2 separate regions of the Mus musculus genome follow, and region 1 is linked to region 2. The links are chromatin loops, found by intact Hi-C in ENCODE. Cell type or tissue: heart. All regions are shown on one strand. Links, peaks and the distances in the headings refer to the core of each region. The heading gives the core; the rest is flanking DNA. Region 1 holds the start of Anxa5 (annexin A5). Region 2 holds the start of Ccna2 (cyclin A2).

Region 1 (11,337 bases), core at 2,232-10,231, 97 kb before region 2:
GCCTATAATCCCAGCTACTAAGGAGTCTGAGACTGGAGGAACTGGAGTCAGAGTGACTTCCAAGGATTGCCCAGGCCACTTAGTGAGAACATGTTTCAAAAAACAACAAAGAAAATGGCTGCTGATACAGCTCAGTAGCAGGGCATTTGCCTAGTGTATGGGAGGCCCTGTTCTGTCCCCAGTGCCAGGCTTTTTTTCAAAGAAATCTTTGGTGTGTATTTTTTTGCTGCTGTATGTTTTGGTTTTAACCTTCCCTGCCAGTGCGGAATGTCTTTCAATGGCAAACATTGGTAAATGAAAGAAACAAGGTGTGCTCTGAGAAGCTGCCAGCAGTGAGGGAGGTGTCTCTGTTGCTGATGTGTGCAATAGCTTCAGCTCCTTTGAGTTCTCGAGATAGGTGAGAGCCTGCTGCTTCACCTAACTGTCCTGAGGGGCATTCTGTCAACACCACTTGGAAAGCAGCCAACCAATCCATTTGCAAGATGATCAGAAAACAACCAGGCTTATAGATGAGTCAACAGATTCGAAGCTTTATTTCCTTGTGTATTTCAGAAGCACAAATCTAATGACTATGACTTAAACTATGCTAAGGTAGAAACATTTCAAGCACTGTCTAGTTATAGACAGAGATAAATAATATAAAAATCAGCAGAGATGAGGGAGGACTTGGGGAGTGTGAGTGTACCTTGCTGTTCAGTGGGAAGTGCGGCCTAAACACTTCAGAAATTCTGTATGTGAGTGTCTGACTGTGTGCATGCATGTGCACCACACAAGTGCCTAGTGCCCACAGATGCCAGGACAGGGCATCAGGCCCCTTAGAACTAGGGCTACTTAGAACAGATGGTTATAAGCAGTTGTGGATGCTGGGAAAAACCGGATCCTCAGCAAGAGCAAGTGCCCTTAACCATCTCTCCAGGCCCAGTAAAGCTTTTGTTTTGAATTGATGTGTATGCATGTGAACCTATGTGAGCCTATATACACCAGAGTATGGGAACCCACAGAGGCCACAATTAGACATTTGATCCCCTGGAACTAGAGTTACAGGCAGTTGTGAACTGCCTGCCTAATGTGAGCACTAATTACCTTAATATTTGATGGGAACTCAAATTCAATAAATCCAGTTCTGTCTTCTCTGTCCAAGCCTAAACTCAGCCGCCAGCCGGCCGGTCCTGCACCTGGCCCTCATCAGACACCTCCTCCGTCACTTATCAAGGTGGTCCCCTTCTCCCATAGGTCCCTCCTATCTAGGCCCAGCTGTGTCCCGCATGGTGACTAATGCCTGTATTCTTAGGACCTGGACACTGATACAGGAGGATTGTTGTGAGCTCAAGGCAAGCCTGTGTCTGAGTGAGATCTTGTCTAAATAATAATAATAATAATAATAAAGTCCTTGCCAGTACCTAGTTTAATTCTGTGGTGGTGGTAAGGCACTCCCTGGGACTATTGGAACACGTTCCCAAGTGATCCAGTTTCCCTTCCAACTGCAACAAGGCTATCTCTCTTTTACAGCCCCCAGGAATGCAGCCACCATGCTAGCTCCATAATACTCTGTCTTAAACACAAATCTGGTCCAGGCATACTCACCTTTAATGGCCCAAGAAGGGCTCTCCACCACCTAGAGAACAATTCCTATCACTGGGGTCTGGCTCTGCCTCTCTCCCTGGTATCCCTTTCCCAGACAGGGCACCTTTCACCTCCCTTACTATGGTCACTCTGGCAGTGCTACTAAAGTTCCATCCTGCCGAATTCTCCGACATGCCCTAAGCATTTGCATTTGTTCCCACTGTGCCTACTTCCGATGCCTCCCCTCCTTTATCCTACACAAATAGTGCCAGCAAAGCCACCTCAAAAAAGAGTAATACCTATTTCCAAAATGTATCTCAAGTACTAGATAATGCATTTGAAAAGTTTGGCAAAGTACCCATCCTAGCAACAACTCTTAGTCACAGCTCCAATTATGCTATCCAGTCTCACAAGACCTAGGAGACAATACCTGGATGGAGCGGGAAAGCAAATATCCAAATGGTCTGAATGCACACACAAAGGGAAAGTAAAGGCAAGGGAAGCAAGAGTCCCAAGAAATGAAGCCAACTGCAGTATGCGTTCCTTCCAACCAGTGGCTTACATGTTTGCATACTGTGTGAGCTAGTAACAGAAAGAAAGGATGAATCAAAAACACTTTTAAAGCAAAGACTTTAGGAACAACACTTCTAACTCAACTAATACACTTGTGCAATTTTGGAATAGTAGACAGTTATGCAACTAAAGTGTGTTTCAGAAATGGATCTACGATTAGAAATATATTTACTGTTTTGCACTCTGAAGTCATTAACAGAAGAAAGTCACAATCCACATATCTCTAGGTCACTTAAACACCAGAAGAGGTCTTCCAAGGAGCTCAGGTAAACGATAAGGAAACCAGGCCTTGCTGATGCCAGTGAAGGGTTCGGTGGCTTGCAGAGCAGCCAAGTTGCTTTCTCAGAAAACAAAGGAAGCCAGAGTCAAGGGGATTGGGGTCTGTGCCACACTGAGCCGGGGCATCAGGCCATGGGCCACAGGCAACCTTGACCCAGAGATAACCAACCTGAGATGGAAGTCAATGTCCACAGATTCCTTTGTAATGAGCTCAGAGAAAATGAACGTGTTTACTCTGATCCTGCCAGCTCTGCAAGGGGCCTTGGTAAATTACTGCTATGAGTCCACAATTCTAAACCAACTCCCAAATCTTCCAACCAACTCTTAAACAGTTTAAATACACATCACAGAGGTAACTGGTACTCTTGGAGTTTCTACTGAACATTTATACAGCCCAGTTTTTGTGTTCATGACATTCCTACTCTAGTGAACATATTAACTCTTTAAGAACAGCAAAACCAGCTGAGTAGTGATGGTGCACACCCTTCACCCCAGCATTTGGGAGGCAGAAGCAGGTGGATCTCTATGAGTCTGAGGCCAGCCTGGTCAGGACAGCCAAGGCTACACAGAGAAACCCTCTCGAAAAGCAACTACCCCCAAAAGAAAAAAAAAAAAAAAAGAACAACAAAACTAGTAAAATTAAATTCAGATCGCCCAAAATTAAATTCTTAAAATTTGATTACCTGAAAATGAAATCTTTGAACAGAATTAAAATTTATGAAATGGTTCATTTGTCTATGAGATACAGACAACTTTTTTTCAAGACATGGTTTCTCTGTGGTGTATCCCTGGCTGTCCTGGAACTTGCTCAGTAGACCAGGCTGGCCTCAAATTCACAGAAATCCACCTGCCCCTACCTCCTGAGTGCTGGGATTAAAGGAGTATACCACTACCTAGCTCAACCAATTCTTTCTATTTAAATTCTTAGCAAGATGGTCATACTCATATTCTGCCTAAACACCTGCCTCTGTGTTTTTGTACTTTTATAAATGGTGCAGTCCCAACATAAGTAAAAGTAAATTATTAATATAGGTACATAGTCAAAGTTCATAAATATGAAGAATTGTTGTAGTGGAAAACTATTTCAATAAGCAAGAGACATTAATATTTAAACAATGCATTTTTAGTTGCTGAAGCACACACCTCTGAGGTAGAAATCTAATACCATCCTCTCCAGATGTCATGGAATGCAAGTCTCTGGTTCCTATCCTTTGGGTCAACAAAAGTTCTTCCAACAAAAGAAACTCTGTGAAACCTAACATAAAGCTCCAGTTTTCCTAGACGACATCAGAATCCAGAGGACAGCAGAATGCAGCTATAGACAGACATGGGGGTGCACACCAGTAAGCCCAGCACTTGGGAAGTCAAGGCAGGAGGGTCAAAGTTCAAAGTCATCCTCAGCTACATATTGAGTTCAAGGCCAGGCTGAACTCTTTGAGATCTGGTCCTCAAAACCACTAGGGAGAGGGAGGGACAGCACTTATAAAATGTGGGTGGGCATACTGTATCACCAAATGCAAGATACAAAACACTACCCTAATCTGAGATATTTTAAGGAAGTGGTTTACTTATGTGCTTTCCAAAGATTACTGACAAAGCCACTGAAAAGCTCAGCGTGCTACAGTGTTTCCAATACTACCTATAAAGAGTGGATATAGTGAAAAATAGTTGATTGAGAAGCTGCAAGCTGGCTGCGGTGGCACGGTTGCGGTGGCACGGTTGTCATTTCCGGGCTTGGGAGGCTGAGGCAAGGGGGTCTCACAGAAAGAGGAAGCCTACCCTTCCAAACCAACCTGGGCTGCACATCAGGACCTTGTCAAAACCAAAACACTGGAGACATCCCTGGGAAATTTACAAGCTATTTAAGAGTAAGCCAAATAGGCAAGGATGGAGGGGTTGTTCTATGAGGCTTGATAATCACCATGTCTATCACCACACCAACATATGAAAATAAACTCCTCAGAGGAGTAAAGCTAATCCCACAAAAAAAAAAAAAAAATGCACTTTATTGCTGAAGAACCTAAATCCAAGGTCCCCTTGAGGTAATATGAGCAAACTATCTATTCATGTGCAAACCCAGAGAATGGCAACACTGTACACTGTATAAACTCAATAGCGTTACCAAATCATCTTAATCCCTCCACAGCCTCTTGGGAAGAGTCATGAAATCTTATCCAATGGTACTAAAGCAAGCAAGCTAGTTAACTGGTGAGAAAGGGAAGGAGGGAGGGAAGGAGGGAAGGAGGGAGGAAGGAAAGGAGGGAAGGAGGGAGGGAGGGGGGGAGGGAGGGAGGGAAGAAGGGGGAGAAGGAGAGAAGGAGGGAGGGAAGGGAGGGAAGGAAGGAAGAAGGGGGAAGGGGAGAGAGGGAGGAAGGGAGGGAGGGAGGGAGGGAGGGAGGGAGGGAGGGAGGGAGGGAGAGGAAGAGAGAGATCGAGTGTGTGAGTGTGTGTGTGTGTGTGTGTGTGTGTGTGTGTGTGTGTGTGTTTTCAGGCACACTGAGTAGGCTGAAACACTTATTTAAAAGATTGTCCAGACTCTGAACAGGTCAGTCACATTGGCAAGATTAAATTAGTTTCATTCAGGATGAAAGCTTTGTTGTTTTGTTTGTTGAGGCCGCCTGTTAAAGCCAAGGCCCTTGATGACCAAAGATGATCTTTCACTCCTGATCCTCCTGCCTCTACCTCCCAAGATGTGGGATTCCAGGTATAACCACTTTGCCTCAGGGCGGAATATTTTAGGTATGATAACTTCTTCACATGACCAGCTTTGAAAAATTACTACATACGCTGGGCGGTGGTGGTGAAGGCTTTTAGTTCTAGCCCTCAGCAGAGGCAGTCTGTGAGTTCGAGGCCAGCCAAGGCAACACAGAGGAACCCTAGCTTGGAAAACAAAACAAAACAAAACAAAAATCAACTTTTCTTTGCTACAGTCTTGAAAAATACTAAGAGATCTCCTAAAACAATGACAACAACAAAAACCTATTCGGAAGTCAACTTCTGAAAGAATCCCAAGGCAAATTCAATTCAGAACTCGTTTTGCCAGTTCATTACTTTGGAAACCCAGCTTTTTGGTTCACTGCCTTTAGCAGAAAAAGAGAAAGAAAAGGCACAGTCGGTTCCTGTTAAATAAGTTGCGCCTTGCGCTGGAAAAAGCTCCCCTGAAGCACCATGGAGATTGCCCACGCACACCCAGTATTCAAACACAGGAAACTGCGGGAAAAATAAAAAAATAGGGGAAGCCAAAGGGCGTTCTCCTCACATGACCAAGAGAACTGTTCCTGCTCCGGATCTAATTTTGGCAACTCTGGATTTGGGGCGGCCTGATTCACATGCACCGGGGAGAAACACCGGCTGGTTCCGGACACTCCGGGGCGAGGGAGAAAACAGGAGAGCGCACACGGAGGGGGACACCCAAGAGGTCACAGAGAGGACACAGAGCGGGACACAGATGGGAAAGGCGAAAACCAAGAGACTGCGAAGGCAGCTGCCTTCAGAGAGGGTCCCGATCGCCCTGGTCGCGGTCACACGGCTTACCATGATGCTGTCGGTCAGGAGTGGACTGGAGCTGCAGGGAGAGGGGAAAAGAGAGACAGGGTCACTGGAGCTCTGGTCCCCTGACCCCAAAAGGGCCCTGAGCCCTTGGTGGAGGAGTCGCTCCCGGGACTACGGCCACTTACCAGGCAGTAGAGCGCAGGCTGCGGGTGAGAGCAGGACCGATGCACACGCCAAAGGACAAGGCAGTACTCTTCACAACTCCGTGCAACGGAAACGCCCTGGGCAGCCCAGCCTAGCCCGACCTGGCCCCGCCACGCCACGCCCCTGCCAAGATCACACACCCACCAGGGTCCCGCCCCCAGAGACGCTGCACTATAAGCCCCGCCTTGTCCCAGGCAGCTGCCACATCCCTGGATACGGTACTTTCCTCAGACAAGGCCACCCCCCTACCATGGCCACCTCCCTAATTAGGTCCCAGCCCGGGCCGCGCCCCCATCAGGACACGCCCTGCCACGTCCTAGCCTCTATGCTCCTGCGCCTGCGTGGGGCTTTTCGCTCACTCTTCGCTACGCTGGAGGCGCTGCAGGCCCAGGGGTCTGGGTGTGTCTAGAGAGTTAGGGACTGTCACAGCGGCACCTCACAGCGTCTTGCACCGCACTCTAAGCATGGGACAGTGAGGACCTTTTCCAGACTGCTTTCCAAGTGTTTCGTGCTAGTGTTTGCCTCTGGATGTCCGTGTAGCTGATGGGCAGCTCTTTTAAGAGCTGTACCTGGCAGTGTCAAAGCCTCAGAGCGGAAATGGTTTCACTTCCAAACTCAGCCTGTAACTTCAAAGACCCCAGGTGCAAGGTGACTAAGATGGAGCTTCCCCGCCCCCCCCCCGCCCGCCCCCAGGCCTAAAGACGCTGCAAAAGGATCGCGGATGTTCTAGAAGGATCAAAATCAGGTTTTTGAGCAAGAAGAAGCTAACCGAGGGTGGGGGTTGGGGGAGCCTTGCCACATGCTGAGTCTGGCCCTGATAGGTAGACTGATGGTTTTCTGGAAAAGCAGACAAAACTGCCGCTGAGGAGGGGAAGCCTGCCATTTTCCCTTGTGTACCCTTGTCCTATTGCTTTTCCTGTTCATGCGCCCCCTTCTCTGGGGACCTAGCCGCTCCCACAGCCTTAGACATTCCAGCACCTCTCCCAGGGAATTGTAATTTCTAGACTACTTTGGTTTTTGTTTTGTTTTGTTTTGTTTGCCTACACTAAGGGATCCTCTCACTTGACCCTTCAAGTACGGTTATGACTTCGATGCAACCATTTCCCTGCCTCCTCGCCCCCGCATTCCTTTAAGGCCCACCTATCTCTCAGTCGCTCACACTTATCTACTTTCTTTCTACTAGCATCTCCTTCAGTCTTTGACCTAAGTATTTTTTTTTCTTACATCTACTCAACTCCGTGTCCTCCTTCTCTGGAGTTAAGACCGCAGAAGCCTGTTTAACAGTGCTGTGGAAAACTGCCTTACGGCTGGCAGTGACTAGTGATCCGCCCTGCAGCCAAGGAGTAACATAAATTATTAGACCCAGACCTTTGATCTTCCCCAGCAAATGTTGCCTTTACATCCTATTACAATTAGCTTATTCACCTGGACCCCAGTCTGGAGGAGCAAGCTGACTTTCCGTGTTGAAAGGCAGAGCTCATGCATGAGAGGGCAGAGGAACACTATTTCCCAAGAAGGCTTTTCAGAAGCCTTTCCTACTAGAGGGAAGGAAGCCTGACTGAATGCTATTGAGTGTTCTGAGCACCTAGGAGACATTCATAAAATGGCCTACCTTAATATTCTAAATATAGCGTAGCACTGAGGAGAGGGCACACTGTGAAAGAAAGCACGAGATGCTGTAACTTGGTTTCTTACAAGCAATAGAATTTTATTTCTCAGCTGTTTGGAAGCTGGAAAATTCAAGATCAAGGCTCTGCACATTCAGGGTCTGGTGAGGGTCGGCTTCCTCAGAGAACCTCATCTCACTGAAGCATCACATGGCACAAGATGCTCACTGGCCTCTGAAGCCTCCTTTATCAGGGCATTACTCCCAATCACAAAGTGGAATGTCCATAATTTAACGCTTCTTAAAAGCAATCCTATGATCTTGGAAGCTGGGTTTTCAGCATATCAGTCTGGGAGTGATTCACCAGATGACATCTTCAGAACGGTGTCTGGAGCCACTATGCTAACAGCCTGTGGATGTGTTGTCCAAGAACTTAAAAGCAGAGACTCTGGAGATTCATAACATTAGATGCCCTTCCATTATTTTTATTCAAAACATTTGTATTTAACAAAAAATAAAAAAGCTAATCAACTTCCCAACAGGAGACTAGACTGTGGATCTTGGATAAATAATTACAATATGTCATAGGACTCTTTCAGAAAGAATGCTTTGGTCTTTAAAGGGCTAGCCAGGCCTAAGGGTGTAGGCCTATTGATGTAGCTGCTTAGGAATCTAAGTCAGGGAAATGAAAAAGTCAAAGTCAGTCTGGTCTACAGAGGGAGTTCAAAGCCAGCCTGGGGAACTTAGTGGGATTCTGACTTAAAATCCAAAGTAAAGTTAGGAAGGGGATGTAGCTCTGGGGTCCAGTGCTTTCCTACTGTGCACACGACCCTGGATTTGGTCCACAGTGCTGCAATAAACAAACAAACAAATAAATAAGCAATGAGAGGATCTTCAAAATACACTTAGGAAAGGACAGATATCCTGTGTCTCATTTGCTGCTGGACCTTGAGCCCCTCCCACAGTACAGGCCTTTGAGGAGTTCACACTAGTGTGGCTGTGAACAAAATGACCTAATGGCTCACAGCTTTAGGGACTCTGCTCCATGGTTGCTTGGCCCACACTCCTGGACAGACTATCATGTCGGCAGGAGTATGTGGTGAAAGAACTTCTTCGCCTCATGATGGACAGGGCAGAATGGGGAAGGAGACCAGATGTAATCTTCAAATTTCTATAATCTCCCCAAAATGGCACCACCAGCTGAGAACTATTAAACATAGAAGCCTATGGGAGACATTTCATATTTAAAGCATATGAATACATCAGAGCATGAATGCAGTGTAAAATGGGTTTATTGCCTTTCAACAAAGGTTACAACTTACCACAAATTCCTAGTATTCAGAATTATTAAGTGATATCAAAATAAACTTTGAGAGAACTTTCCTAGACGAATGGATGTATTCTCAGACAGTGTCTGAATCTGTAGAAGGCCATTCGTGATTAAAACTGTGTCTTATGATCATATTAGTATGCAACCTTGGATGGTGATTTGATTTTTCCCTTGTTTGGGGTATTGGCTGGAATTACAGGAGCTGCCTTCTTCAATTCTTGAAATAACAGAATGATTGACTTCAATTCCTCGTGCCTCTTTCTCCTTCCAAAAACTGTGGCCACCGAACCCAGCCCTCATTTCTCATGCTGATGATTCAATCCCTACCCATCCCACTCAAAAATGAAAATACATCTCTCTAAATCCATTCACAGCTCCGGAGCTGTGAGCCTAGCTACCGGCTACCAACACACCATCGCCCCACACACTCCACCTCATTCCAGCCTCCAGTCCTGCTAACATTTGCATCTTTCACTCTGTTCATTCATCCATGAATGTATTTTATGCCTTGCCTTTGACACTGAGAGCACAGGGGGTGGGAGGAAAGGTACACCGAATCTGTCTAGCTAGCACGCAGCCTGGCAGGTTAAGCAAGCTACTGGGTAGTGAGGGAATCAGTCAGGGAAAGCTCCGCATGGCAGTAGGAAGGTCTATGTGTCAGCTTAGCTGGGCTACAGGGTACCCAGATGTCTGGCTAGATGTCGCCTCTATGTTATGTCTATGAAGGCATTTCTGAAATAGCCTAGCATTGGATTGGTAAACTCTGTAAAACAGACACCTCCCTGGTAGGCCTAACCCCCTTTGCTAAGGGCTTAAATAGAACAAAAGGCCAGGAGGAACTGGTTCGTTTCTGCCATACTGCTGGATGGTAGTCTTCCTCCCATTGTGCTTCAGGTTCAGGCTTTCAGACTGGAATTAGGATTTACTCATGATTCTCCTCTGTGCTCTCCCACCAGCCTCCCGACCTCCTGCATACGCATGGCAGATGGTACAACCCTTTGCTTCTCCAGCCACATGAGCAATTTCTTATCAGTCTCTGTGTATGTATGTGACGTATGTATTTCATTGGTCTTGTTTTTCAAAGTTTTACAAAAGGGGGAACGATTTCATATACTAGTTAATTTGGGGTGGGGGGAAGGGTGTTCCATTCACAATAAGCAATTCTCCAACTCCTCAGATACTAATTGTATAAACTCCAATTGAATTTTGACTCTACCTGGGGAAAAGATCTACCTGATAGACTATGGGTTTAGTCCCATAAGACTATCTTCATTTCAGACACCCATTGTGAGTCCTGGGTTGAAAAAGAAAAAAATAGATTTAAAAGGAAAAAAAAAAGGAGATTTACTTTATGGACATAAGCATGTTGATTCCATGTATCATGTATATATACCATGTGCATGTCGGGTGCCAAAGGAGGTTAGAAGAGGATGTCAGATCCCCCAGGAACTAGAGTTACAGATGGTTGGGTCACCTTATGGGTGCTGGGAATCAAGCCAGATCCTCCGCAGAAGCAGCGAGTGCTGAGCCAATTTCCTAGCCCCCCTCATCCAACAATTTTGAACAATGGCTATATATCAGGTTTCCTACAGCCTCTTCCTCAGGTTTCATATAAAATTGAATGGTGAGTCACAAGACTCAGTAAGAGATTTACGTCTACTTATCAATTCATTATAAAAGCTATTATAAAACCTATTACAAAAGATACAGTGGAAAGGAGATATGGGGCAGGCACTGAGACCTCAGCCCCACCCTGCTTGTGTGCTGGCAGCCTATAACAAGGAGTGAGGCTGCAGGGGCAGCCATTCTGGTGTTTCCACTAGAGAGACATACCGTACATGTATGAGCAAGATGTGTGTGTTGCACCATCCACTGAAAGAGAAGCCTTTAGAGTCAGCATTTAGGGTGGGCAGTTAGAGGCTTAACCTTGCCCTGCTGCTCCTGGTGCCTCAAGGAGACACCATGAAGGACTCACCACCACCACCACCACCACCACCACCACCACCACCACCACCACCACCACCTCAAGGAGCCCCTCAGCTTATCTCAGCACTTTGATTGCACCACAGGGAAAGCCCTAAGTGTCATACAATCCAGCAAGCCTGTTCCGGATTCCTGACCTACAGTCATAGTAAGATCCTGTGGCCTTGAGGGTAAGCTATTACAAAGGCATAATTAATGTTCAAACAGTCTGTGTTGGAGGTCAACATGACTGAAATTCCAGGGCCACCTTCCAAGGTCATGATATTCATGGATTTTAAATAATGTCTGTGACCTATCTTTATTTTCC
Region 2 (11,337 bases), core at 2,008-10,007:
ACAAAACCCCAACTTTTATAATCACACATAAGACTCAAGATTTTGAATCCTTGCTTCCTGACCAGTTTCCATTGTCTTGGATCTCACTGGTTCTGTATCAGCCCTGGGAAAATTATTTCAATGTTTTCCTCTATTCTCAGCTTACATTTCTCTCCCCTAATATACTAGGTTGTTCTCTTTAAGCCACTAGTTAGCGCCTTTCCAGCATGGTCACTTTTGTGTATTCATTGGGAAGTTCTCTCCTGAACCTCTCAGCCCCTATCCATGGACACTAGATACTTAAATCTCTTACATATAAAAGATGCATGCTATTTTCATAAGTTAATGCTATATACATAGAATATCACTGAATTACTTGTAAAACAAAATAGACAATACACATATGATTGGTGTGTGCTTATCCAGTACATGGGCAGCTACGTTTAATGCCTGTTTATTATACCATAAGTGCAGAGCCCACAGGTAGAGAGGGCCATAGCATTTTCTGTGTATTGGAGCATTAACTGTCCGAAAAGACTTAAGCAGTGTTATTTGACGAAACCAGTGCTTGCCCCTTAATTGCAACCTAAAAACAACCCCCAAACTGGACTTACCATTGCTAAGCTTTCAACCTTACAGTTTGCAGGCTGCAGGTGCAGGAAGTACTGGGTAAGGAACTGATTTACTGTTGGTGCAGCCAAGTCAAAAGCAAGGACTTTCAATACTAGGTGCTCCATTCTCAGAACCTGCTTCTTGGAATAGGTATCGTCTGTAATATACACAAACTCTGCTACTTCTGGGGGGTATATTTCTTCAAACTTCCTATAACAAAAGCAGTTGTGAGTGAGTTTATTCAGAAGGTCTTGTCTTAATCTGAAGTGCAAAGACTGTAGACTCCACTCACTTCCATCAACCACATCCCACTGACAGCTGACTGACATCTCTAGCTGAGATGGTTAAAACCAATTCAAAGGCCCAAGTCACTAAAGGACTTCTGATTCGCCCCCTGCATACAATATCTCCTGATAGAAGGAAGATACAGCTTATACCCCAGAAAGCACTTTATTGTAGAAGAGCCACACTTTCAAACTCAATCTAGTGTGATAAAATGTGGTTGGCCTATGCTCATTCAAGGCATGTGAAATCCAGATCTAGAAAGCTTTATATATTAGATTAGAAAATAAGTTTCACTCTCTGTTCAGAATCATCCCACAGCCATTCCTAAAACTGGGTGTTGAAGAGATGGTACAATGGTTAGAGTATTGGCTGGGACCCAGGTTCAATTCTCAGCACCCACATGGTGCTCTTAACAGTATATAACACCAAGCTTAGGGGACCCAATGACCTCTTCTGCCTCAGCAGGGACCTCACATGTGCTACAGATATACATGCAGGCAAAACATCCAAAAAATATATAAATGGGGGTGTGGGGGGAGTAGTAGTGAATGATGACTCTGAACCAAACTAGGTGGACTTACGAAGCTAGCAGCATAGCAGCCGTGCCTACAAGCTGAAGCTTCCCTCTTAACACAGACATGGAGGAGAGGAATCTATCAATGTAGTTCACAGCCAAATGCAGGGTCTCATTCTGTAGTTTATATTCTTCTCCCACCTCAACCAGCCAGTCCACAAGGATGGCCCTCATGCTGTTAGTGATGTCTGGCTGCCTCTTCATGTAACCCACTTTAGGTTTACATTTAACCTGAAGGGGGGGGGGGGAATCAGAGTTAACATAATTATCAGGTGACTTCATCATTCACAAAGAAGCATACACCATAATCTTAAGTTTAGAGTAACTTGCTAGTAGTTAGCAGGCGTCAGCATTACCCTCTCTGCTTCACTTAGCCATTTGTAATGAGCAGAGCCTTACCTCCATTTCCCTAAGGTACGTGTGAATGTCTTCTTGATAGTCAGGTACTTCATTAACGTTCACTGGCTTGTCTTCTAAGACAATAGACATATCCATAGCATGTGGTGATTCTGTGTGTGTGAGATTAAAACCAAAGTATTTATCTCTTCCAATCAAAAACACCCTAATAGCAAAGCAACATAGAACATCTAATTCTGGTTTTAGGACTTTTGTCAAAGCTCTAGGATAACCTTAGTTCCAAAACAGAAATAAATGTATGCATGTATGTACACCAATAGGCTACTAAGAAGACGGAGAATTACTTTAAAGTATCATCCTCCACAGAGATGAGCAGATGAAACAATGGTTCTTTTAGGACAAGAACGTAACAGCAAAGTTTTAAAATAATTATTTTTGCCTTAAGAGAGACTGCAGATCCCATGGGTTGCCATAGTCAGATCATAATGAGGGAGTCATTAGAATCAGGTAAATGGCATGATTAACAAATGTTAGTAAAGATATCAAGTTTGTCATATCATGTCCAAACACTGATCTGTAAGGGACTTGGTGTTTGTTAAAATTGGGTCTCATTCTATAGGCTAAACTGGCCTGAAACTGACTCTGTTGCCCTAGGCTGGCAATCTTGCCTCAGCCTCCTGAGTGCTGTTTATAGGCATTAATATACTCAGCTCTAGTTTTTACCATTTCAGTTATCTTGAGATGGGAGAATCTGTGTAATAAACTGTTTCCATATCCTCCTTCCCCATCAGCAGAACTAAGTAAACTAAAGCGGCTGGAAATGGCTTAGTGCAGTGCCTGCTGCATATGCCTGAATGAAGATATGGCTTGCATTCCCAGCACCACACAGAAGCATTATCTGTAACCCCAGGAGTGGGAGAGGAAAAGGGTTGAAAATAGTCATATCCCTGTGCCTCGATGGCCAGGCTGTCTAGCCAAATCGCTGAGCTCCAAAGAAACCTTTTATCAAGAAATGAGATGGAAGAGTGGTTGAAGATACCCCAAAGTCAAGTACTCCACTAGTCTCTACTTGTACCAGCACAGGCAAGCACACCCCTTCTGCTGACACACACAGCATAAGGTAGAATGTGACAGATACCAGTATCTCTGGTCTCCATGCAGTGATGTCATAGCAACCGCAGAGCTGTCTACCGCAGCTATTTTGCCTTCCATGTGTCTGACCTACAAGCTGATGAACATTCAAACAAGTTTTAAACGAATGGTAGATATCACAATGCTTAAAACTGTAGCCTCAAGGAGCACTCTTAGGGCTGGCATGTTAAGGAGTGAGTCAGACACAAAACTGAAATCTATTCTCCTAGCCAAACATTTATAAAGTCAGATTAAGATAGATATTTACGATCTAATTAAACTTGATGTTGGTTTGCAGTGCCCTCCTGCCGGTTAAAGATTTGAGTCCTTTCATAGGTCAGTACTAGTCATGAGATTGCGGTAATCTTAACTCACTGTGTATGATCGGGTAAGACATAATCTTAAAACTCAAAATATCAAGATATAAGCTACAGGTTGAGATCCTGTCTCAAAAATAAAAGGCACAGGCTTGGTGGTTGTGGCACATGCCTTTAATCCCAGCACTTGGGAGGCTGAGGTAGGTGGATCTCTTAGTTCAAGGTCAGCCTGGTCTACAGATTGAGTTTCAGGACAGTCAAGGATACTCAAGAAACCCAGAGGGGGAATAAAAAGACAGAAAGGAGGGAAAGAAGGAAGAGAGACTGGTAAAAATAAAAAGCAACCTTACCAAAACTGCCATCCATTGGATAGTCAAGAGGTGTCAGTGGTTTTCTTGCTCCGGGTAAAGAGACAGCTGCATTAAAAGCCAGGGCATCTTCACACTCTGTTTCTTTAAGCTCAGCTGGCCTCTTCTGAGTCTCTTCTGCTTCATCCACATGAATGGTGAAGGCAGGCTGTTTACTGACTGCTTTCCATGAAGGACCAGCAGTGACATGCTCATCGTTTATAGGAAGGTCCTTAAGAGGAGCAACCTAAAGAGGAGGAATCTTTTTCAATACAACTTTGCTTCTAGCCCGGTGGGTATCAGCTTTTAATTCCAAATACTCTAAGAAACATATAAGTCCATGAGGCAAAGCCCAGGTAAAGGTGTGTAAACCGATCTGTCACAGCCATTTCTACAAAGGCTATAAATAGAACGGACTGGAATTCCAAACTAATCAAAGACTAAAGTTAGGGCAAAGAACTGATTCACAACTTTAGCCCCAGGGTGGAGCAAAACAGCAAGTCTGGCTAAAATGGCGGAATTTACCACGAAGAATACTTGCTTTATGTCCTTCCCTGAAGTAGTAATCTGGGAAGCAGATGGTGAGGGGGAAGGGATCTACATCCTAATGCAATGCCTGGCTTTAAAAGTGGAGGGAAAGGTACACAGCTGGGGGAAGTCGACACGCGAGTGGCAACGCTTGGTATGACCCCGGGCATTTTTTGGAACGCGGCGCCACTAGTGCCGAAGGGCGGTCTACACGGGTCGGCAGAGCTCGTGGGACTATTTGGTACTAGAAACGCCCGGACCGCGAAGACTGCAGCCTGACTCCCCCTGGAATGCTCAGCGTGCTTTCCGGCCCTCTGGGCTGCTAAACCCAGGACCGCTCCCGCCCGGCCCTCCTCCAGACCCCCGCGCCCTATTACCCGTCGAGTCTTGAGCTTCTGCTGCGGCGCGGGTCCACGCACGTTCCCGGCCTTCAGCACCGCCTGCGCCCGCGGCTGCTGGGCTGGCGCCAGTTTTTCGGGGTTGACATTCTCTTGGTCTTCCTGATGCAGCGAGAGCAGGGCTGAGCCCGCATCGCGACCCGAATGCCTCGAGGTGCCCGGCATCGCGGCTCCGGTCCGGTTCTGTCGGCGGCAGAGCGTGCACAGCGCCCGCCGCTCCGGAGCAGCGCGGGACCCTGGCGGCCGACCCGCGGAGCAGAGGCTGCAGGCGGGAGGAGCGTAGAGCCCAGGAGCCGCGAGCTGCGCGCCGCCCGCCGGCTGCTGGTCTTGTAGTTCAAGTAGCCCGCGACTATTGAAATAAACCAATGAGGGCGTCCGGAGTCCGTGACGTCACCAGAAGCGCCGGTCGCCGCGAGCGAAGGCCCGACGGGAATCTTACAGGGCGGGAGCCTGAGGACGCGCCTGCGCAGAGGAGGGCGGGGCGGGCGGCCGCTTTCGGCCGATCTCTGCTGCTCAGTGGATCTGTAGCCTCATAGGATCCTGCCGGAGCCGCTGGGCGGTCCAGACAAGCCCTCGGGGCCTCGAGGTGTCGGCCTTCGCCTCAGCTAAGGGGTGAAGCGCCTTCTCCTGGTCGCTGGGTGGCGCCTAGGCAGGAGCGTATGGATCTGAATGACAAACTGCCCCGTCCTGGGTACACTACTCCTTTCTCTTTCTCTGTGATGCTGCCATACAACATAGGGAAACGCTGGAACTTTTACTGTTTACTATTGTTTCACCTCTCCTGTATATCATTTGTTTGTTGTTTGATTTTGAGGCAGGGTCTCATAATGCTGTCCCAATTGTCCTGTGACTCACTGATATCCGTTATCAGAGCTCACTGATCTGGGATTAAAGGCGTGTCTCTATGCCCCGCATTCCAGTAAACTACCCCACCCCCACCCCCAATTAAAGATGGGTTAATTTAAAATGCCAACATGAGCTATTGTTGATAACAAGTGGTGTACTACAAGAAATTCAGCTGTCCATTAATTTTGCTAATCCTTGGTTGTGACATCAGACCATGAAGTTCCACTGACCCAAATAGATATTACATTTAGAAATGAAGTGCATTGTGGTACATACCTTTAATCCCAGAGTTTCAGATCTCTGAATTCAAGTTAGTCCAAGTCAGCTATGTAGTGAGATGATGTCTCAAAAGTAGAAAAAAAGTGTTCATAAGAAAACCGGGCAGCCAGGAGGCGATGGCCAAGCCTTTTCCGGGCATCTCAGGAGGCAGAGGCAGGTGGATCTCTTGAGTGCAAGGCCAGCCTGGACTGCAGAGTTAGTTCCAGGTCAGCTACACAAAGAAATCCTGTCTTGAGAAACCCTGTCTCGAAAAACAAAACAAAACAAAAACCACAAAAAAAAAAAAAAAAACCAACCCAAACACACACACACAGAGAAATATATACAAAACCTAAATAAATATATAAAGACACAAGTATATTACCTTAAATGTTCACATTTAATAGTTAAGAATCATACATAAAATATAATAAAATGTAATCATTGTTTTCATAACTACCCTTTGAAAACAAAAGACAGCTTATTTGCTCTTATTTAATAGTATTCTAAAACTTTCAATGCAATATTCCCCTGAAATGAATGACTAAAAGATCTTCTTTTCCCCTCAAGTACACAATAAAAAGGACTTTCATGGGTACTCGTAGGGGGATGCTTAGAGGCCGTCACTCTTCTGATTACATGTGGGACGTCCATCTGAGGTGCCTCGGGTCTGATCAGGCTCTGCTTGCTTCTTCGGCTGTCCTGTTGGCCTACCTTGTTTATCTTTCATGCTGCATCGAAGAAAGAAATCAGTGTGTTCTGGTCGTAGCTGTCGAGAATCTCCAGGAGCATGGGTACTTTGGTTTTTACATTAGTGCCTTTGAACTTAAATTTATCTATAAAAAGATCAGTAATCATACCTACGAAGAAAAATATTATTTCTTGTTATTGATTAGTTCTTTTAACAATGCATGTGGCATTCTCTCACCACCTGAGACTCCATTATTCAACACATACAAGCCTGGAAGAGGTTGGTGTTTTTAAAAACAGATGTGTATGTGGAGAAGGTTTGAAGCAACTTTCAAGACATAAATATTTGATAACCTTCTAACAATGGGTTGCAACTGCTGACCTAGACAAGCCACTGGTCGCGATTCTGAATCTGTGTCGGTGCACCCTGCATCCCAGCGACTGACTGCTGCTGCATCAGGAAGAACGTCTGAACTGAAGCACTTCACCCATGGGCTTACTGGGTGCAGAGGTCTGGGAAATTACTGCACCTTTGAGTTTTCAAGATGTAACACAGAGACAACTCAAGTTGTCTATTATTTATACAAGACCCTTGAAAAAAAGTATATTTTAGGAAGAGAAAAAGAATATACCATTGATACTTTTTATATTGGTCCAATGAGACTGAGTGCTGATATCTGCTAACAAAATGGCAATGCTTTTACAATAAACAGGTGAATACTTGCACTCAGTGGGATTTAAAAAAAAAATAGAAAAAGCTTCGTGTCAGTTTAAATCAGGTTTTATCATGAAGTCAATCAGATTAAGACAATTTGCTGGTAAATGATTTACAAAGGTAAACTTTGGTTTTCAAAGCTGCTTCCTAGATTTTGGAATCACAGATGAGAGACGGTAGATCTGCAACACCATCATGTAAGGATATTTTAAGAGACCCTGTGCTTGCCGAATAGTGAACACTCAGATATCAGTACTGTTCATCTGTGAGAAAGTCTTGGGTGCATAATAAATTCTGTAGGCAGGTTAGTGGATCAGTGTGGGCTGAGGACACCAGTCATGATGGCCCCAGGCCTGCATGTCAGGGAGAGAAGGGCTTAATGAAGGCTTTGCCACTAACTAGGTATGTGAGAGCAATCTTTACTCCCATATTTTATCTAAAGATTATTGAAAATGAAGATAAAATCATCTCCCTTGCAGAGCTGCTGCAACAGTTAAATATCTCAAGAAAGATAGTGCAGTGTGCTGCACACAACAAATCTTAGAGAAGGACTGCTATCCAAGCTTTTGCTTAGTCTTCCCTCCCTCCATCTCTGCCTTCCCTTCCCTTGGTCTTTTTTCCTTTTTTCAATGCAATCTGTAATATACCCAACTTATCACCAAAGCAAGACAAATTTTAAGCTGTTAACTTAAAGATCACATAAATATTCCTACTAATTTTTGCCTAAATAGATTAAATGCTGAGTTTTTTATAGTAGCAACAGAACCTGAAAATCACTGTGAGAAACAGTGTGGATGTCCAGGCTGTGTGGGTTGCAACACCTCTTCACTATACACATAGATGTTCACGGTATAATTCCACTTTCACATTTATTTGCATTTTAAAGTAAAAAAGGTTAAGATGTAAGGCCACCTTGGAAAAAATACATATTTTGTACAATAAACTGGTTGCCACAGGCTCGTGGCTGCTGTAGTCTCTGCCTAGTTCCTTTCACAACTATTTGGCAAAATAAACAAACCCCCCAAAAAACAAAAAACAAAAACAGACAAACAAATAAAAAACCCCAAAGAACTGCTGAAAAGAAGCACAGCAGGCTTTTCTGGAAAGGCTTTTCTGGTCTACTCACCATAGAGTCTTTCAAGATGTGCAGGCTGCTTTTTGTATTCCTCTTGTAGATGATCTGCCTCTTCTAGAATACATCGGTACTCTGGAGTCAGAAAGTCTGTATTTCCCTCATGAACCTGCAATTCCTTATTTAAAATTAAAAGGAAATAGAAGCACCGTAATGGTCAGGTTTTAGGTGTGTAACAATGTGCGTATGACTTAGAAAGCCCGGAGCTCACAGCCATGTCCATGATCCCACTGACACAGCCTTACCTTCAGGGCATCGATTAACTGCACTTTCTTAGCCAGAAGCAGCTGATACTCCAGCTTCGGGTGAATTAGCTTTAAAGTGTGCTTGACAGACACCTCGTTTATCTCTACAAGAAGTTGGCCAGGCACAGTTAAGTCACTTTCACGAAAAGCATTGCTATTAAAACTGCAAAAATTGGAATGAACAATTTCCTTTTTTACCGTATGATATGTTGAGATTAATTTTCCTTTTTGTAGCTTCTTTAGAAAGCACATCTTTTAGGATGGATATTGTAGAAATGTTGTCAGATTTAAAAACTCCTTCTCCTTTCCTACAAAATCAATATATTTTTAAAGAAAAGTTGAGGAGCAAGTGACCCCATAAATACGTACTTTTAGCTAGTGTTTAGATTTCATTTGATTTTACATGATCTGTATATATCATTAAGGTAAAGCATAAACATGTATTCTGACCTTTGCCATACCAAGTCAGCTTCTGAACTCAGAACTACATATCCTATTATACACATACCTCTTAAGATGAGAAATTCTGATTTTCTTCGTGGACATTAATATTGCCAATAGCAAACCTCATATATAAAATGTATTTAGAATGGCTTATTTCCACACATACACACATATGTTTTTCCTTAATATAATTACACAAATAAATTGTATTAATGTATGCTTTATTTTTAAAATAAACCTGGTATCCAACCTGAAAGAGAGACATCTGATATTTTTCAGGAACAGCATCTACTGCTACAATTTATGGTCTCAGGACCCTTAGTTTTCTTTAGGAATCTCTACTTCTCATGATAGAAAAATGAAGCACACTTGCAATCTCAGAAATTGGAACATCCCACCAAGGGCATGGATAAATTAGTAAGGTTCAAGCTGCACTTTCAGATATTTGGGACTCAATGAAAATTCAAAATCTATGAGTTTTGAGAATTAACTATTTTTCAAAGATATAGAAAAGTCTCAACAACATCGTAGCAAAAAATTTCCCTAAGTTAGTCAAAGAAACGGCAGATACAGAGACAGACAGAATGTTAAACAGACAAGGCCAGAAAAGAACAATCCCTTGCCAGTAGTTAAACCACTAAATTTTAGAACAAGGAAACTTCAATTCTATTTGAAAGAAGCAAGAGAGAATCATCAAATCCCATATAAAGGAAGGCTGATCAATGACAACAGAGTCCTCAAGGGCAACTTTACAAAGCTAGAAAACTTAGGATTTTCAAATTTTGAAAAGACTGCCAACCCAGACTACAGCTCACAGCAAAGCCATCAATTATAATTGAAGAGGCAAGAAAAATTTTTCATAATAAAAACAATTCATGACCATTAAGACAACTCACAGAAGATACTTGACTGAATTCTCCAACTGAAGAAAAAGACAACACATATATGGGGCCCCAGGGGAAGAATAAACCACTTTTGAGTCATAATAGTTAACCAGGAGAGAAAAAGAAAACACTAAAATACTACAAAATGAACAAAAGGACAGGCAATCATACACAGCTTTCTGTTATAAATCTGAATATTAATACTCTCAATTTCTCAGTCACCAGACAGAGACTAACAGAGTTGACTGAAATTCATGAACTATCTACCTGCTGTCTCTAAAGCTCATATGTCATGTCACCATCAGAGACAGAGGCTACTATGGGGTAAAAGGAAAGAAAAATGTATCCCAAGCAAATGACTTAATAAGCAGATGACACTGTTCTGAAATCTGACAAAATAGACTTTAAGGGCTGGTGAGATGGCTCAGTGGGTAAGAGCACCCGACTGCTCTTCCGAAGGTCCGGAGTTCAAATCCCAGCAACCACATAGTGGCTCACAACCATCCGTAACGAGACCTGACTTCGTCTTCTGGAGTGTCTGAAGACAGCTACAGTGTACTTACATATAATAAATAAATAAATCTAAAAAAAAAAGACTTTAAACCAAAACTAGTCAGAGAAGATAAAAAAAAACGAACTTCATATTGATTAAAGGAACAATCTGTCAAGAGGACAATATAATTTTAAACATACATGAACTGAACCATTCTATCTCATAAAACAAATATTGATAAAGTCTCAGGTTAGCCCCCATACAAGTATAGCAAGAGACTTCAATACCCCATTCTAATTGATTGACAGATCATAAGGGCAAAAATTAGAGACATCTTAAGTGACACCATAGATTTAATTGGTTTAACAGATATTTTTAGAATATTTTATCTAAAAACTGTAGAAAATTATATCTATAATTCAAATATTACCATAGATTTTATACAGACATTATTGGGAAAATAATCTTTACATATTCATCTTTACTAATAACATTTTTATACTCATTAATTCTATTTAATAGCTTCTGCTGAACATTATAGATTTTTAGTTACATTATTTTGAAATTATTCCTGTCTCTTTTCTTTTATCTTTTGTTTTGTTTTGTTTTGTTTTGTTTTGTTTTGTTTTTCGAGACAGGGTTTCTCTGTGTAGCCCTGGCTGTCCTGGAACTCACTTTGTAGACCAGGCTGGCCTCGAACTCAGAAATCCACCTGCCTCTGCCTCCCAAGTGCTGGGATTAAAGGTATGCGCCACCACACCCGGCTTTTTTTTACTTTTTTAAAGATTTATTTATTATTATATCTAAGTACATCGTAGCTGTCTTCAGATGCACCAGAACAGGGTGTCAGATCTCATTACGGATGGTTGTGAGCCACCATGTGGTTGCTGGGATTTGAACTCAGGACCTTCAGAAGAGCAGTCAGTGATCTTAACCACTGAGCCATCTCTCCAGCCCTATTCCTGTCTTAAAACAAATTAAAACATAGATGTTTTATATGAGGACTTAACAAATAATTAATCTGATTTACCTGTATACACACTCAAGTTGTGTATCCAGAAAGGTATTCTGAAAGTAAAATGTTGCACATTCCCCTGCTGGA

The links. A loop is a pair of places that touch in the nucleus more often than their neighbours do. Peaks named below come from ENCODE experiments on the same cell type or tissue, not always from the same donor. Only the 100,000 strongest peaks of a DNase experiment are listed, where the experiment ranks them.
Region 1: it touches region 2 in a loop (2.0-fold over the local background); 2 of 42 quality-filtered maps call a loop at or near these places.

Annotation. Positions count from the first base shown.
Region 1 is chr3:36,469,481-36,480,817 of GRCm38, forward strand. It overlaps Anxa5 (annexin A5), which reads right to left and starts at 6,407. Exons shown (of 13, transcript NM_009673.2): 1 at 6,093-6,407; 2 at 5,950-5,980. The coding sequence starts at 5,952. It overlaps 1810062G17Rik (RIKEN cDNA 1810062G17 gene), which reads left to right and starts at 6,457. Exons shown (of 3, transcript NM_028183.1): 1 at 6,457-6,759; 2 at 10,004-10,087. The coding sequence starts at 6,655. It overlaps Mir7009 (microRNA 7009), which reads right to left and starts at 6,044; the gene lies at 5,981-6,044. In heart, for the core only: a CTCF peak has its summit at 6,472; DNase peaks (open chromatin) are centred at 5,731, 6,351 and 6,931; H3K4me3 peaks cover 2,528 bases; H3K27ac peaks cover 2,707 bases.
Region 2 is chr3:36,567,131-36,578,467 of GRCm38, forward strand. Ccna2 (cyclin A2) reads right to left here and starts at 5,908. Exons shown (of 9, transcript NM_009828.3): 1 at 5,651-5,908; 2 at 4,508-5,173; 3 at 3,606-3,849; 4 at 1,850-1,959; 5 at 1,458-1,681; 6 at 594-801. The coding sequence starts at 4,693. It overlaps Bbs7 (Bardet-Biedl syndrome 7 (human)), which reads right to left. Exons shown (of 19, transcript NM_027810.3): 15 at 11,266-11,337; 16 at 8,613-8,722; 17 at 8,415-8,518; 18 at 8,164-8,287; 19 at 6,013-6,492. The coding sequence ends at 6,359. In heart, for the core only: a CTCF peak has its summit at 5,162; a DNase peak (open chromatin) is centred at 5,001; H3K4me3 peaks cover 3,160 bases; H3K27ac peaks cover 2,216 bases.